Linked DNA regions of Homo sapiens: region 2 is linked to region 1. A link is a contact called in ENCODE Hi-C data. All regions are on one chromosome and are shown on one strand. The core of a region is the stretch at or near the end of the contact, and the rest is flanking DNA. Distances in the headings are between cores, read along the strand shown.

Region 1 (7,206 bases), core at 3,081-5,580:
CAATTATCTGCCTCAGCCTCCTGAGTAGCTGGGATTACAGGCACCGGCCACCACGCCCGGCTAATTTTTTTTTTGTATTTTTAGTAGAGACGGGGTTTCACCCTGTTGGCCAGGCTGATCTCAAACCCCTGACCTCAAGTGATCTGCCCGCCTTGGCCTCCCAAAGTGCCAGGATTGCAGGCATGAGCCACCGCATCTGGTCGATGGTTTTAAGATTGGCAAAAGTATATGTACAGCTTTAAATATTTAAAATTATCACCTTCTTCAAGATTTCCTTCATTTTTGTCACATAACCAGCTCCAATTTCTTAGGCAAATAATTAATATAGTGCTTTAATATGGCCATATTATGCTTCTTTTCTAGAAATAAATATTTTGTGTTGTTACCATTAAAAAAAAAAGAAAAAAAAGCCCAAGCATGATTCAGGATATATACTCCTGTTTCAATCTGTTAGGTATCTGTTTAAAGAGTGCTAACTTTCCATTTGGTTCTCACTGTAAATATGTCTGATTTCTTGTTCAGTTACACTTCCAATAATATTCTGTCTGACCTTATGACCAACTAGGAATCACTAGATTCCTGTTTAAAAAACTCTTTTGAGGCCAGATGTGGTGGCTCCCACCTGTAATTCCAGCACTCTGGGAGGCCGAGATGAGGGGATTCCTTGAGCCCAGGAGTTCGAGAACAGCCTGGGCGACATAGCAAAACCGCCTCTCTACAAAAAATACAAAATATTAGCTGGGCATGGTGGCATGTGCCTGTTGTCCCTGCTACTCAGAGGCTGAGGTAGAAGGATCGCTTGAGTACACTCCAATGACTCTGTCTCAAAAAATAAAATAAAATAAAAATAAACAAATAAATAAAACAAAAAAAACCCTGCTTTGAGTAAAGGTACCTTACTGCTGCTTATGATAAACCCTATGAATGGCATAGTAAAAAGAGAGAAGTTTACTAAACGAAAAAAATTTCCCATACCAGATCTAAATTAAAACTTAACACAGTTGCTAGAGAAAATATAAAAACTCTTCCTCTTCCCTAGACTTACAAAAGGCTAGAGTTGGCCGGGGCGGTGGCTCAAGCCTGTAATCTCAGCACTTTGGGAGGCCGAGGTACGCGGATCACGAGGTCAGAAGATGGGAGGCCATCCTGGCTAACACGGTGAAACCCTATCTCTACTAAAAAACAAAAACAAAAGCAAAAAACAAAACAAAAAAAATTAGCCGGGCGTGGTGGCTAGCACCTGTAATCCCAGCTACTCGGGAGGCTGAGGCAGGAGAATGGCGTGAACCCGGGAGGCGGAGCTTGCAGCAGCCCAGATCGCGCCACTGCACTCTAGCCTGGGTGACAGAACAAGACTCTGTCTCAAAAAAAGAAAAAAAAATTAGATGGGCGTGGTGGCACGCGCCTATAATCCCAGCTACTCCGGAGGCTGAGGCAGGAGAATCGCTTGAACCCAGGAGGCGCAGGTTGCAGTGAGCCTAGATGGCGCTACTGCACTCCAGCCTGGGGGACAGAGCGAGACTCCATCTCAAAAAAAAAAAAAAAGGAGAGAGTTGCCAAAATTATAAAACTTTACACTAGGTAAATGTAGCAGAAAAACCATGCCCTTCCTCTATCATTACACACTGCAGATCCAGAAGCATTTATGAGTCCTACAATTACCTGACATTATAATGAAAAACCAAGATTAATAAGTAAAAGTGAGGCTGGGCGCAGTGGCTCATGACTGTAATATCCCAGCACTTTGGGAGGCCGAGGCGGGCGGATCACCTGAGATCAGGAGTTGGAGACCAGCTTGGCCAACATGGTGAAATCCCGTCTCTACTAAAAATACAAAAATTAGCCTGGCGTGGTGGTGCATGCCTGTACTCCCAGCTACTCGGGAGGCTAAGGCAGGAGAATCACTTGCACCGGGGAGGTAGAGCTTGCAAGTGAGCCAAGATCGCGCCACTGCACTCCAGCCTGGGCTACAGAGCCAGACCCTGTCTCGATAAAAACAAAAACAAACAAACAAACAGAAGAATTAAAACTGAATTTAATCTATTTCCTCCTACAAAAGATTTAGTGATTAAGCACTTAAGAGCTCTAGTTCAGGGGTCCACTAATTTTTTTCTGTAAAGGACCAGACAATACTCTAGGCTTTGGGAGCCATACGGTCTCTATCACAACTACTCAAAAACAAAACATGCACAGCCATAACGAAGGAGCATTGTTGTGTTCAATAAAACTTTTATAAAACTGCCAGCAGAGCAGATTTGACCCACAGGCTGTAGATTGCTGAGCACTATTTTAATTCAAAAATTTAACACTAGAACTAGACAAGGGATCTAATTAAGTGACACAGGCAAGTCTTTACTAAGTTTTTTGGCCCCAGTTAATTGATTTCTCAAATGAGATTTAATAACAGTTTCTCAATGTCTCCTGAAAAAGCAGAAGTGTTATTTATATGAGGACTGTGGTCTCATTAAAGGATTGTTCAAACTCTTCAATTATACTATGGGATAATTAATGAACCACACAAGACTCAATAGAGCTTTTTAAAAAAATGCAGATGTCATTAAACGCTTAATTCAGAATAATTTTAGAATTTAAAAAATTCAGAATTTAACCCTTATGTTATTCATAGTTAAGAAAGACTATTATAAACTACCTCAACCTTTTTGAAACAAAGCAAGAAGAAAGGTAAGTGTATTGGTTAAAGACAAGTAAAAAAATAATTTTTTTCTGTAGATAATATATTCATTAGTTTAATGTAGTTAATTTTAATTAATAATTTAAGAATTAAAAAGGTACTTTGGAGTCATGTATTTTCTGTGACTAAAGTCAGATACAATAATGAATAATACTAAAAAAGTGACCTAATCTAACATCCATAAATAGTGGAGGGAACTTAAGCTAGAATTCAGGTCTCCTGACTTTCAGGTGAGGAGTCTTTTCTTATTCTCCTATTCTATAGTCATCTAGGTAAAACAACTGCATTCCAAGGCACAACAAATCCATACTACAGTATTCTCCAACTGTCACTATTCTTATATTATAAATCCTGCCTGCTTATCAGTGAAGAAAAAAAAAAAGTCAATGGCATTAAAATGTAACACAAATCTCGGCTTCGATACTTTATCTAAAATTACTTTCTCAAAGACATACTTTCTAAAATGTTTGGAAAATTAAACAAAATTCTCCTCTCCCCATCCAACTAATGCTCAATTCTAACCACACTTCTGCTTTCCCTACAGCTTAAGTAATTTCACTGGGAGTATTTTCTCTGGAAGTTCTTAAGTGTACTTGTGGGCCCCTTTTTTTCCTCCTTAAACTTCTAATATCTTTCAGGCTGTAAATTCCTTAAGGGCGCCTAGCCCCAAAAAAGTGCTGCATATTTGTTCAATAAATGAATGCACATAAAAACAATGGATAACTATGACCTTTAATGTAGGAGCTCAAGCCATTTTATTATTATCTGACTTGACAGTCAAGAAAATTATCCCAACTTGCCAGAGGTATCCATTACTGTGATAAATAAACACTATAAAACGCTTTATAAAGTTTCTAAAGACTTTATAATCACTTGAAATAACGCCGCGTTGGCCGAGAGTAGGGTGAAAGAAAATGTTTCCTCACACTAAGCAAATGCCACCAAAGGAAAAGCTTTCTTTCCTGGAGAGAACTGCAACAGTTAGAAAGCAAATATCCACACTCTCCACTGCTCCCTTCTGGGAACTCTCTTTGAGGGTTCCTGCAGAAAACGAACGGGCCTCTGAGGAAGCTCGCCCGAAGGCCGGGCCGGGGCCCGGCTCCTGGCTGACCACTGGCGCAGCGGACGCCGCAGGGCGGGTCCCGGGAGCGGCGAGTTGGCGAGGCGGGCTCCGACTTGCTGACCTTCCCCACACGCCCGGCAACCCCGGCTCCCGCTGGCGGGCAGAGTCCACGCCTACCTGTTGTGCACAGGTGAAGCCAGACTTTCCCGTAGTCCAGGAGGAAGAACGGACCACGCTGTTTATCAGCCGACCCTGTGCCCCAGTCAGCCCCTTCTCGGCGGACTCCAGCCCTTAGGGTCAAGACACCTAGCCCCTCGACCGGTTCTCCCACCGGCTTCTTTCGCGATCACATTGCTGCCGCGACCACCCTCGGGATCCCCGAGCGCTCAACTCATACAGCGGCCCTGGTGCGTTCTCCTTCCCAGCCAACAGGCAGCCCAGACACAGCCCCCTCGCGCCCGGAGGTGTCCCCGCTCCCTGGATCCCCGACTGCCTGCCTTTGGGGGTCCTCCTCAGCTGAGCGTGCGTCCCGGTCCAGCAACGTTACCGGCTGCTCTGCTAACCCTAGCAGAGTCTGGAATTGCCGGCGGCGGCGACAGCGAGGCATTGAGGTGGGCGGGGCGCGCGTGGGGCGTGGCCGGAAAGCTCTCAGCGGCGAGCACCGCGGGAGCTAGCGATTGGGAGCGCGCCCTGCGCCGGGCCGCTGGTCCAAGGCCCCGCCAGCTGGCCGCCGAGCCATCGAGCGCCCACTCTGGCAGGCGTGACTGCTTCACCGTCGAAAGAGCGATGGAGACTGCGGCCCAAGTTAGGATTAGGACAGCGGTTTTTCAGTCCGGAGATTCCGGCCACAACTATTTTTGTCTGTTTTTATCGTAAGCCAGAGTCTTTGGGTGCAGCTCTGGGACACCTAAAGGGCCTGGAGAAATTCAGGCGGGGCCAGTGCTGTGGGGGTAGATGTTAGACGTGGAAGGGACCCTAGAGAGCCTTGACTGTGAGGACTGAGGTAAAGTGACTTGCTCAAGGTCACATACTAAGTCAATGGCAGAACTGAGACTAATAGCCTCTTACCTTGAGTCATGTGCGTTTTCCCACTACACTCAGCGTTTTAAATGTCATTTTTCAAGTTTCATTTTGAATCTATCTCCAGCTTACAAAAAGGTTGCAAGTATAGTACAAAGAACTTTTTTTCCCTGAATTGAGATTTAAATTGCTGACACCATGCCACATTGTCCCTAAGCACCTTCTACATAATCACAATATAACCATCAAAATCAAAACATTTACATAACTCGGCGTTTTACCAATTGTCCCAATAATATTGTTTATGGTAAAAGATTCCGTTCAGAATCAGGCATTGTATTTACTTATCATGTATCTTTCCTACTCTTCAAACTGGAACTCTCAGTCTTGCCTTGCCTTTCATATTCTTGACGCTGTTAAAGATTCCTGGCCAGTTATTTTTGTAGAATGGCCTTCATTTTGGGTCTGTCTGATATTTACTCATGATTACATTTAGCTAGGTATGACAGGACTCTAGAAGTGTTGCTGCTTTCTTCTCATGGCACCCTATCAGGTGGCACGATTTTAACTTCTCTCATTACAGATGTTTACTTTAATAAGGTGATGTCTGTTAGGCTTGTCCAGTGTGGTTACTTTTTTCCCCCCTTTGTAAATTAATAAGTATTTTGTGAGGGAGACTCTGAAACTCTCCTTTCAAGATATTTGTAAATATCTTGTTTCTCATCAAATCTTCAGTTAATGTATTTATATTAATTAGTATGGATCCAGAGGTTTCTATTTTGTTAAATGACTTATAATCCGTTTCTTTCTCTCTTTTCTCTCTCTCTTTTTTTTTTTTTTTTTCTTGAGACAGGGCCTCCTTTGTTGCCCAGGCCGGAGTGCAGTGGCTATTCACAGGTCGATAATGCAATCATGGTGCACACTACAGCCTTGAACTTCTGGGCTCATGTGATCCTTCTGCCTCAGCCTCCCAGGTAAGTAGCTGAGACTGCAGGCATGCACACCACCACACCAGCCAATATTCTGTCTCTATCATTATTTATTTTGATGCTCAATTATCCCAAGTTTGGTGGGTAGGGGCCCCATTCATTCTATCTTCTGTGATATGTGTGTGTGTGTGTGTGTGTGTGTGTGTGTGTGTGTTCAATTTTTTTTTAAGACAAGAAGACAAGGTCTCATATTCATTCTAGCTTCTGTGTTGTGTGTGTGTGTGTGTGTGTGTAATTTTTTTTTTTTTGAGACAAGAAGACAAGGTCTCACTCTGTCACCCAGGCTGGAGTGCAGTAGTCTGATCACAGCTCACTGCAGGCTCAACCTCCTAGGCTCAGGTGATTCTCCCACCTCAGCCACTCAAGTAGCAGGGACAATGGGTGTGCCACTGTGCCTGGCTAATTTTGTTTGTTTGTTTTTGTTTTTGTAGAGACAGGGTTTCACCATTTTGCCCAGGCTGGTCTCGAACTCCTGGGCCCAAGCGATCCACCCGCCTCAGCCTCCCAAAGTGCTGGGATTACAGGTGTGACCCACTGTACCCAGCCTTAAATTCTCTCTCTCTTTTTTTTTTTTTTTTTTGAGACGGAGTCTCGCTCTGTCACCCAGGCTGGAGTGCAGTGGTGTGATCTTGGCTCACTGCAGCCTCCGCCTCCCGGGTTCAAGCAATTCACTGGCCTCAGCTCCTGAGTAGCTGGGATTACAGGCGTGTGCCACCATACCTGGCAAATTTTTGTATTTTTAGTAGAGACGGGGTTTCACTGTGTTGCTCAGGCTGGTCTCAAACTCCTGACCTCATGATCAGCCCGCCTCGGCCTCCCAAAGTGCTGAGATTACAGGCATGAGCCACCGCGCCTGGCCCCAGCCTTAGATTCTGTAAACATTTTATTGTAAAATATTTTTTAATACAGAATAATTAAAAGAGCTTTAAATACCATATACACATAATCCAGATTCAACATTAACAGGTTACCATTCTGAGGCCTTTTGACACATCCCCATCATTCTTTCAGCACTCCCCTAGTTACTAGGGCAATTAGATGTTTCATACTCATCCTGCTCCAGCCTTGGATGTAATCATTTATTCAGGAGCCCTGATTCCTTATAGCGGAGAATGGTATTTAGCACTAGGTATGCTCACTGCTATTGAGATATCCATAGCCCAGGCTGTCTGAGTGGATGCAGTTAGGGAATATTTATACATTCATACACATATACAGCACATCTTTATATGTATCCTTACACACACATTTACAGTTATATTTCTTTGTCTAACAATATATATTGAAAAATCATGTGTTCACAGTAAAACCTCCAATCCAGCATCATACAGTTCATTCTAGTTTTTGCCCTTCCACATTTATAACTACTTTCTCCTACAGAGAGAAGCCTGGCTCCCATTATCCTTGAGATATTTACTTATTTGAACAACCCTGCTATGTGT
Region 2 (7,206 bases), core at 1,484-3,983, 550 kb before region 1:
GAGCTTTGATTGTGCCACTACACTCCAGCCTGGATGACAGAGTGAGAATAAGTCTCTAATAATAGTAATTAATAACAATATAATAAGATTAAATTAAATTAAAAATTAACAAATAATGAGGCCGGGCCTCACGCCTGTAATCCCAGCACTTTGGGAGGCCAAGGCAGGTGGATCACCTGAGGTCAGGAGTTGGAGACCAGCCTTGCCAACATAGTGAAACCCCATCTCTACTAAAAATACAAAATTAGCCAGTTGTGGTGGCACGTGCCTGTAATCCCAGCTACTCAGGAGGAGGCTGAGGCACGAGAATTGCTTGAACCTGGGAGGCAGAGGTAGGAGTGAGCCGAGATAGCGCCATTGCACCCCAGCCTGGGAGACAAGAGCAAAACTCCATCTCAAATAAAATAAAATAAAATAAAATATTTAAAAAAATAATAAAGCAGGATTAACCAGGCATCCTAGGAGTACGATTACCCTAAAATATCACCCAACTGAATACAAAACTCTGTCATTTTAACAATTTGTCTTTTTAAGTCAAATATACCTAGATTTGACTCTCTTCAGATATTTCCAAAGCAGAGGCAATTACCTCTTAAATTCAGATATTTTTCTTTAATATACTTATGGTGAGCATGAACTACAAACTAGCTAAGAATGAGAGTCTAAACCCCACTCTTCCACTCTCCTTGGTTGGCCTTACCAAAAAGAAAAAAATAGTAAAGACAGAGTAACTTCTCTTAAATGTTTCAAAACAAAATAATTAAGATGAATCTCAGTAAACAACCATGAAATTCAGTGAGGTATTTCCTTTATTTTTTAATGGTTACAGACTCAGGGTCTGTCATGGAAATAGCTGCATAGTTTTGACTCTGCCAAATCACTCACTGAAATTACATCACAGGAGGGCTGCCAGTGCCCTGTGGGGGCTCTGAATAGCATCTACCCCTTTGGCCATTTGGGACCTGCCTGCTGAGCTGTGAAGTGGCAGGTTTTTTCCAGCGTACAGACTCTTCCTAATTATATAGCATCATGACAATTTGTCCAGCCTAATTAGGGGAGGTTATCCAACCCTGATTGAGGACACTCAATAAACAATAATGGAAAAGACAGCTTTAATTGTCCTGAGGCTTGAAATTTCTCCCATGGAAAATATCAGGGGCAGTGGCTAGATTACTGGATTTCTAAGAAAAGGGTAATTCTCTATACCAGGGAAGGGAGTAAATCTTGAAAGCAGCCATGAAAATAAACATCAAAAACCTCCCAGCCCTCAAATGTTATTTGGTCTCTTTCCCTCCAGAAGACATTCAGGTAGTAAAGGGAATGAAATCAACACTCCTTAGTTGCCTGATACAAATACTAAGTCATTCCAATCAGGAAGATAGTTGTAATTAAGACTACTACACTAGTTGACTTCCAGGTGATGGTGGTGTATTTGTTTCTCAGTATAAAATGGCATGGGAATACTTTTCAACAATAAAAAGAAAGGAAGTACTGTTCTATAATGCCTCATGGATGAACCTCAAAAACATTCTGTGCAGTGAAGGAAGCCGCACAATGTATAATCCCATCTATAAGAAACGACCACTAAGAAAAATCTATAGAGACAGGAAATAGGTTAGTGATTGCCTAGGACTAGGAGTGGGAGAAGAGACTGACTGACAATGGCGAGGAGATCATTTTGGGGAGGATGAACCTGTTCTGAAATTGGCTTGTGGTGATGGTTGTACAGCTCTGAAAATTTACTAAACATCATTGAACTGTACACTCAAAACGGATGGATTTTATGGCATGTAAATTGTAACTAAATAAGGCTATTTGAAAAAGTTTATATTGTACCAGAAAGGTTAGCGTCTGGGCCTGGGTCTGGTTCTTCCGCTGCCATGCAGGTCGCCTGTCACTAACACTCCTCAAGAATTCTGCTCCTTCTCCATTTCCATTTGTAAAACGTTAGCAGGATGGTGCGGGGAGAAGGAGAACACATTATCAAATCTGAGATTCTGTGCAGTCACAAGACACCAAGTCTGGGAATTTCGAAAGGCAATCAGGCATAAATTCTTCCTGAGGTGAGAAAGAAGCAAAGGTACCGGCTGCTGGGGTCAGGGCTGTCTCACACGCGTGGCTCTAGGCAGGAGCACAAATTGAACCACTGGGGAAAGTAGGACTCCAGCAGAAACGAAGGCGCAAGGCCGAATCCCTAAGGTCCAACGAGCTAGCAGTCAGTTGACAGGGTTTCTAACAAAAACGCGGCATGCGTTTACCAAACCTAGGGTGGTTTTATTTCAGAAGTAGGAACTCTTTCCACGAGAGCACCAAGTTGAGAAGTTCGGTTCTCAGGCCGCGTGGACCTGACAGCTCTCAGAAGCTCCAGGCCTCGCTGGGTGGGGCGGGTAGCGGCCGCCGCTGCCTCAGCAGCCCTGGTCCCGGCAGAGCAGGGCTGGCGAGGCCGCTGCTGCCGCCGTCGGGGCCGCCGGCCCTCCACACTCGTTGAGACGCCGGCACGGGGACCTTCGTGCCCCTCTAGGGACTGGCGCCGCGTCCAGGTGGCCGAGCCTGCGCTGCTGGAGGAGGCGCCTCCGCGCCGGCCTCACCCCGGGGCCGGCAGGGGGCGAAGGCGGAGCTGGAAGTCGCCGCCGGGCCCCGGGGGACCGGCTCCCGCGCTTCCTCCCGCGCCCCCCGCACAGTGCTCATGCGCACGGCCCAGCCTTTATAGCGGCCGCGGGGGCCTTGCCTTCCGCACTCGGGCGCAGCCGGGTGGATCTCGAGCAGGTGCGGAGCCCCGGGCGGCGGGCGCGGGTGCGAGGGATCCCTGACGCCTCTGTCCCTGTTTCTTTGTCGCTCCCAGCCTGTCTGTCGTCGTTTTGGCGCCCCCGCCTCCCCGCGGTGCGGGGTTGCACACCGATCCTGGGCTTCGCTCGATTTGCCGCCGAGGCGCCTCCCAGACCTAGAGGGGCGCTGGCCTGGAGCAGCGGGTCGTCTGTGTCCTCTCTCCTCTGCGCCGCGCCCGGGGATCCGAAGGGTGCGGGGCTCTGAGGAGGTGACGCGCGGGGCCTCCCGCACCCTGGCCTTGCCCGCATTCTCCCTCTCTCCCAGGTGTGAGCAGCCTATCAGTCACCATGTCCGCAGCCTGGATCCCGGCTCTCGGCCTCGGTGGGTGCGCGCCCCTCACGACCCCGGCCCCTTGCTCCGCTGGGTGGAGGCTGGAGCCAGCCCTCACGCTTCTCTCTTCGCAGGTGTGTGTCTGCTGCTGCTGCCGGGGCCCGCGGGCAGCGAGGGAGCCGGTGAGTGGGGGAGCTGGGGTGCGTCCAGGCGGTCGCAGGGGCTGAGCACCAGCGGGTACAAGCGGGACTCAGATCCAGCCCCTTGGGCTTCAGCCCTACCGCCTGAGGAGGAAGGCGCGAAGGTTGAGCCGCCGCGTGGCGCGCCCGCGTTAACCCCTGCAGCCGATCTGCTCCTGCTCACCTGTTTCTCCCATGGTAGGGGGCCCCTGGGGTCCAGTGGGGGGACGTTCTCCAAGAGCACTAGGAAGAAGGCCTCCTCCAGGCCCACCCACAGCCCCAGACCCCGGGCCCGCTGAGCGCCGGCAGCAGGAGGTCGAGGAAGGAGGACTCCTTGAGCCTCACCGAGGAGCGCACCAGTCCTGGGCTCTGCTGCGTTTGGGGGTGGAGGAGAAGCCGCCCAGACCCGACTTCAGGTTGCCGTAGCCGAGAGAGAGGGAGGCGAACGTCGCTGTCCCACCTTGTTTGACTCGCTAGCTATGTTTCTAGGTGTAACCCCTATAATCAGAAGCACTCGCGGTCTCACTCTACACGCTAGAGAGTTTAAAAAGTTTGTACCACGTGTAGAGGTCCGGGTATGGGTGTGTGGTTTGGTGTATTTTCCAGTGTAAAAGGCAACGCTTTCCTAAGAGCTACCGTTTGTTTTCCTTGAAAGTAGGAATGAGGGTTAAGTATCCCTCATGGCTGTATTTCTCCCGCTCTACTTAACAAAAGTCAGTGTTCGCAACTAAAGGCGGTCGGTCTTGGCACCGGATTCCGATGCCGCCCCCATCTCAGCGGAAAATGGGAGGAAGGATTAAGGCTGTTTGATGATAGGTATGAGGCTGTTTAGGGGTAAGGATTTTAACCTCTCAGCTCTCTAGACTGCTTCAGAGCTAAGAAATGGGCATTGCGCCTGCATCCTTCCTTCTCTTCCATGGAATGTAAGGTACCTGTCACCACAAAGGGCACAGAGGAGGGTGCTTGTCACAGGCAAGGTACTCAGTTGGACAGTATGGCCAGAAAGTATTCCTCTGCCTTGGAAAAAAAAGGTTTTTAAAATTAATATATGTTTTAAAAAGGTTTGGATAACTACAACTTCCCATGTTTGAAAAATAGCATTTAATAACATTAATCTCAATTTAGTATCGACAGTAAATTCACAAATTAACATGTTGTATTATGTTATCTTGTTACTTGTTGCCAAGAGCTTGTCTCTTCCTAGCATCATTTATAGTAAAAACTGATTCTTTGTTAGGTTGACAGTGTAAAACTTGAGAATATTAACAGTGCTTTCTAAAAATGCATCCGCTGCTTGATAAATCTCACTGGACAGATCTGGAGCAGAAATAATCAGGTTCAATTAAGATAAAAATGCTGTATTCTGAAGGGATTCACTTTTCTGTTTTCTGTCCTTCGGGAGTTGTAGAATGTTGTTTGGGCAAATTAACCCCACGGCTTTAATTTTCTCATCTATAAAATGAACAATCAAGTTAGATAACTTTCTGTGAATCTAAGCATCTTTTTGTTGGCTTCCTTAATGTGTGAGTTTAAGGATCTGCATTTGTAGGCTAACTAGGATAAATGGTCCTATGAAGGAAAGGATGGCTTTGATTTGTGCACATGTCTATGAAAATGTTCCACAAAGGCTCAATCCAGATTTACTATCTTTACCTCAAGCAACTGTGTACATAGCGTCATCAAAGTTGAGATTTAAAAATTTTTTTTTTTCTTCTGGAGACAAGATCTTATTCTGTAACCCAGGATGGAGTGCAGTGATGCAATCATAGCTCATTGCAAGCTTGAACTCCCGGGCTCAAGCAATCCTCCCACCTCAGCCTCTCCAGTGGCGGAGAGTACAGGCATGCACCACCACGTGTGGCCATTTAAAAAAAATTTTTTTTTTTTAGAAGAGATGAGGTCTTGCTATGTTGTCCAGACTGGTCTTGACCTCCTGGACTCAAGCAAATCCTCTTGTCTTGGCCTGCTAAAGTGCTGGGATTATAGGCATGAGTCACCACGCCCAGCCAAGATTTTTTATATTTCTATAATTAATATTAAATGACTTTTATTTTCTAGTTCAGATATAGTTCCAATTATGTATTTCCAACCTGGTTAAGAACTGAGAAGCCAGGCACAGTGGCACACCTGTAATCCCAGCTACTAGGGAGTTGGAGGTGGATCACTTGAGCTCGGGAATTTGAGCCTAGCTTGGGCAACTTGGCGAGTCCCCATTTCAAAAACAAAAACGAAATAAAAACCCAGAACTTTCACATTAGAGTTTTATAGTGGCTGGGGACTATATTAAATTGGAAAACAACCTTGTGGCTTGCCAAAATCTGGAATGGTATGGAAGGGTATATAAGTCAATAGTCATAACTAGAAGTGTAGAAATTAGGGAAGTAAAACTTAAATCTCACACTGTAGTCTCCCCACCACTATGCCCCAAGAAGTCCTAAGAATGCTTACAATATTATCTCCTTTTTCTTCAGCTCCCATTGCTATCACATGTTTTACCAGAGGCTTGGACATCAGGAAAGAGAAAGCAGATGTCCTCTGCCCAGGGGGCTGCCCTCTTGAGGAATTCTCTGTGTATGGGAACATAGTATATGCTTCTGTATCGAGCATATGTGGGGCTGCTGTCCACAGGTAAGCCCAAACACACCAGGGTGGGAGAGAAATGCAGACGTGATTATTTCCTTTCCTGCTTTACCCATCTGGATCCCTTTCCTCCCTGCATTCTTTCTTTTGTTGCCATTGTGGCCACAGAAAATGGATATATTTTCACGGTTCTCCTGGATATACTTGAAACACCAAATACACATGGAAAGCTTTCTGACAAAAGGCAAATAGCATTACCTCTTGATGGCTAGATTGCTATGATTCCAAAACATTCCTAATCATGTGATATATTACTGAGTTATTACTATGTGCCACCTATTGTTTTAACTTCCACCACAACTCTACAAGGTAGGTAGAATTTTACTCCAGTTACAGATGAAGAAACTGAACTCAGAGAGTTGTCAAGTATCTTGCCCAAGGTGACTATTGTTAGCAAGTGCCATGCTATCCTGTAGTAGAATAGCCAGTATAATACTTCTAAAAAAATTCAGTCCAAAGGCATGTAGCTAAAGTGAGTATCTTAGGAAAATTGTTTGGTGCTCTGAATTTCTAAGTTGTGGGTAATGGGATATTACAAATGTGTTCTTATCAACACTTAAGAAGTTCAACAGCACAAAACCATTTTTTTCCAGGCAAATTTTGTTCTTGTGTAAGCAAGTTTTTAAAAGGCTAGCAGCAGCTGGGAGTGGTGGCTCACACCTGTAATCCCACCACTTTGGGAGGCTGAGGCGGATGGACCACTTGAGGTCAGGAGTTCGAGACCTAGCCAACATGGTGAAACCCTGTCTCTACTAAAAATACAAAAATTAGCCAGGTATGGTGGTGCATGCCTGTAATCCCAGCTACTTGGGAGGCTGAGGCAGGAGAATCACTTGAATCCTGGAGGTGGAGGTTGCAGTGAGCCGAGATCGCGCCACTGCACTCCATCCTGGGCTACAGAGCGAGACGCCATCAAATAAATAAATAAATAAAGCAGAATCTTTAGATGACTTCCCTGATGAGCTATTTTCTTGATTAATCAAAGCAATAGATACAACATGGCACTATAAGTCAGTGGGATGCCCTGAAAAAGTGTGGATAGCATCTCAGCTGCTATTCTTGTGTTACAGGGGAGTAATCAGCAACTCAGGGGGACCTGTACGAGTCTATAGCCTACCTGGTCGAGAAAACTATTCCTCAGTAGATGCCAATGGCATCCAGTCTCAAATGCTTTCTAGATGGTCTGCTTCTTTCACAGTAACTAGTAGGTATAATTATTGTTCTCATTCTGTAATATTCTCCCACCCCCCAAACGTTTTCTGCTTTTTTTAGCTCAGCCTCTTTAACCTTG

What was found. Hi-C counts contacts between places; a loop is a spot of excess contacts on that map. Pooled maps may share reads with other maps.
Region 2: a pooled map shows a loop between it and region 1 (4-fold over the local background). The contact joins the promoter of COCH here to the promoter of HEATR5A in region 1. A Hi-C loop is called at or near these places in 4 of 50 pooled maps.

What each region holds. Positions count from the first base shown.
Region 1 is chr14:31,416,220-31,423,425 of GRCh38, forward strand. It overlaps HEATR5A (HEAT repeat containing 5A), which reads right to left and starts at 4,331. Exons shown (of 36, transcript NM_015473.4): 1 at 4,253-4,331. It overlaps HEATR5A-DT (HEATR5A divergent transcript), which reads left to right and starts at 4,539. Exons shown (of 4, transcript NR_110045.1): 1 at 4,539-4,758; 2 at 5,625-5,749. RefSeq lists a silencer at 3,792-3,911 and enhancers at 4,022-4,071, 4,502-4,651.
Region 2 is chr14:30,871,826-30,879,031 of GRCh38, forward strand. It overlaps COCH (cochlin), which reads left to right and starts at 2,734. Exons shown (of 12, transcript NM_004086.3): 1 at 2,734-2,766; 2 at 3,091-3,147; 3 at 3,231-3,278; 4 at 5,747-5,903; 5 at 6,986-7,119. The coding sequence starts at 3,114. It overlaps COCH-AS1 (COCH antisense RNA 1), which reads right to left. Exons shown (of 5, transcript NR_038356.1): 5 at 4,354-4,727. RefSeq lists a silencer at 2,296-2,815.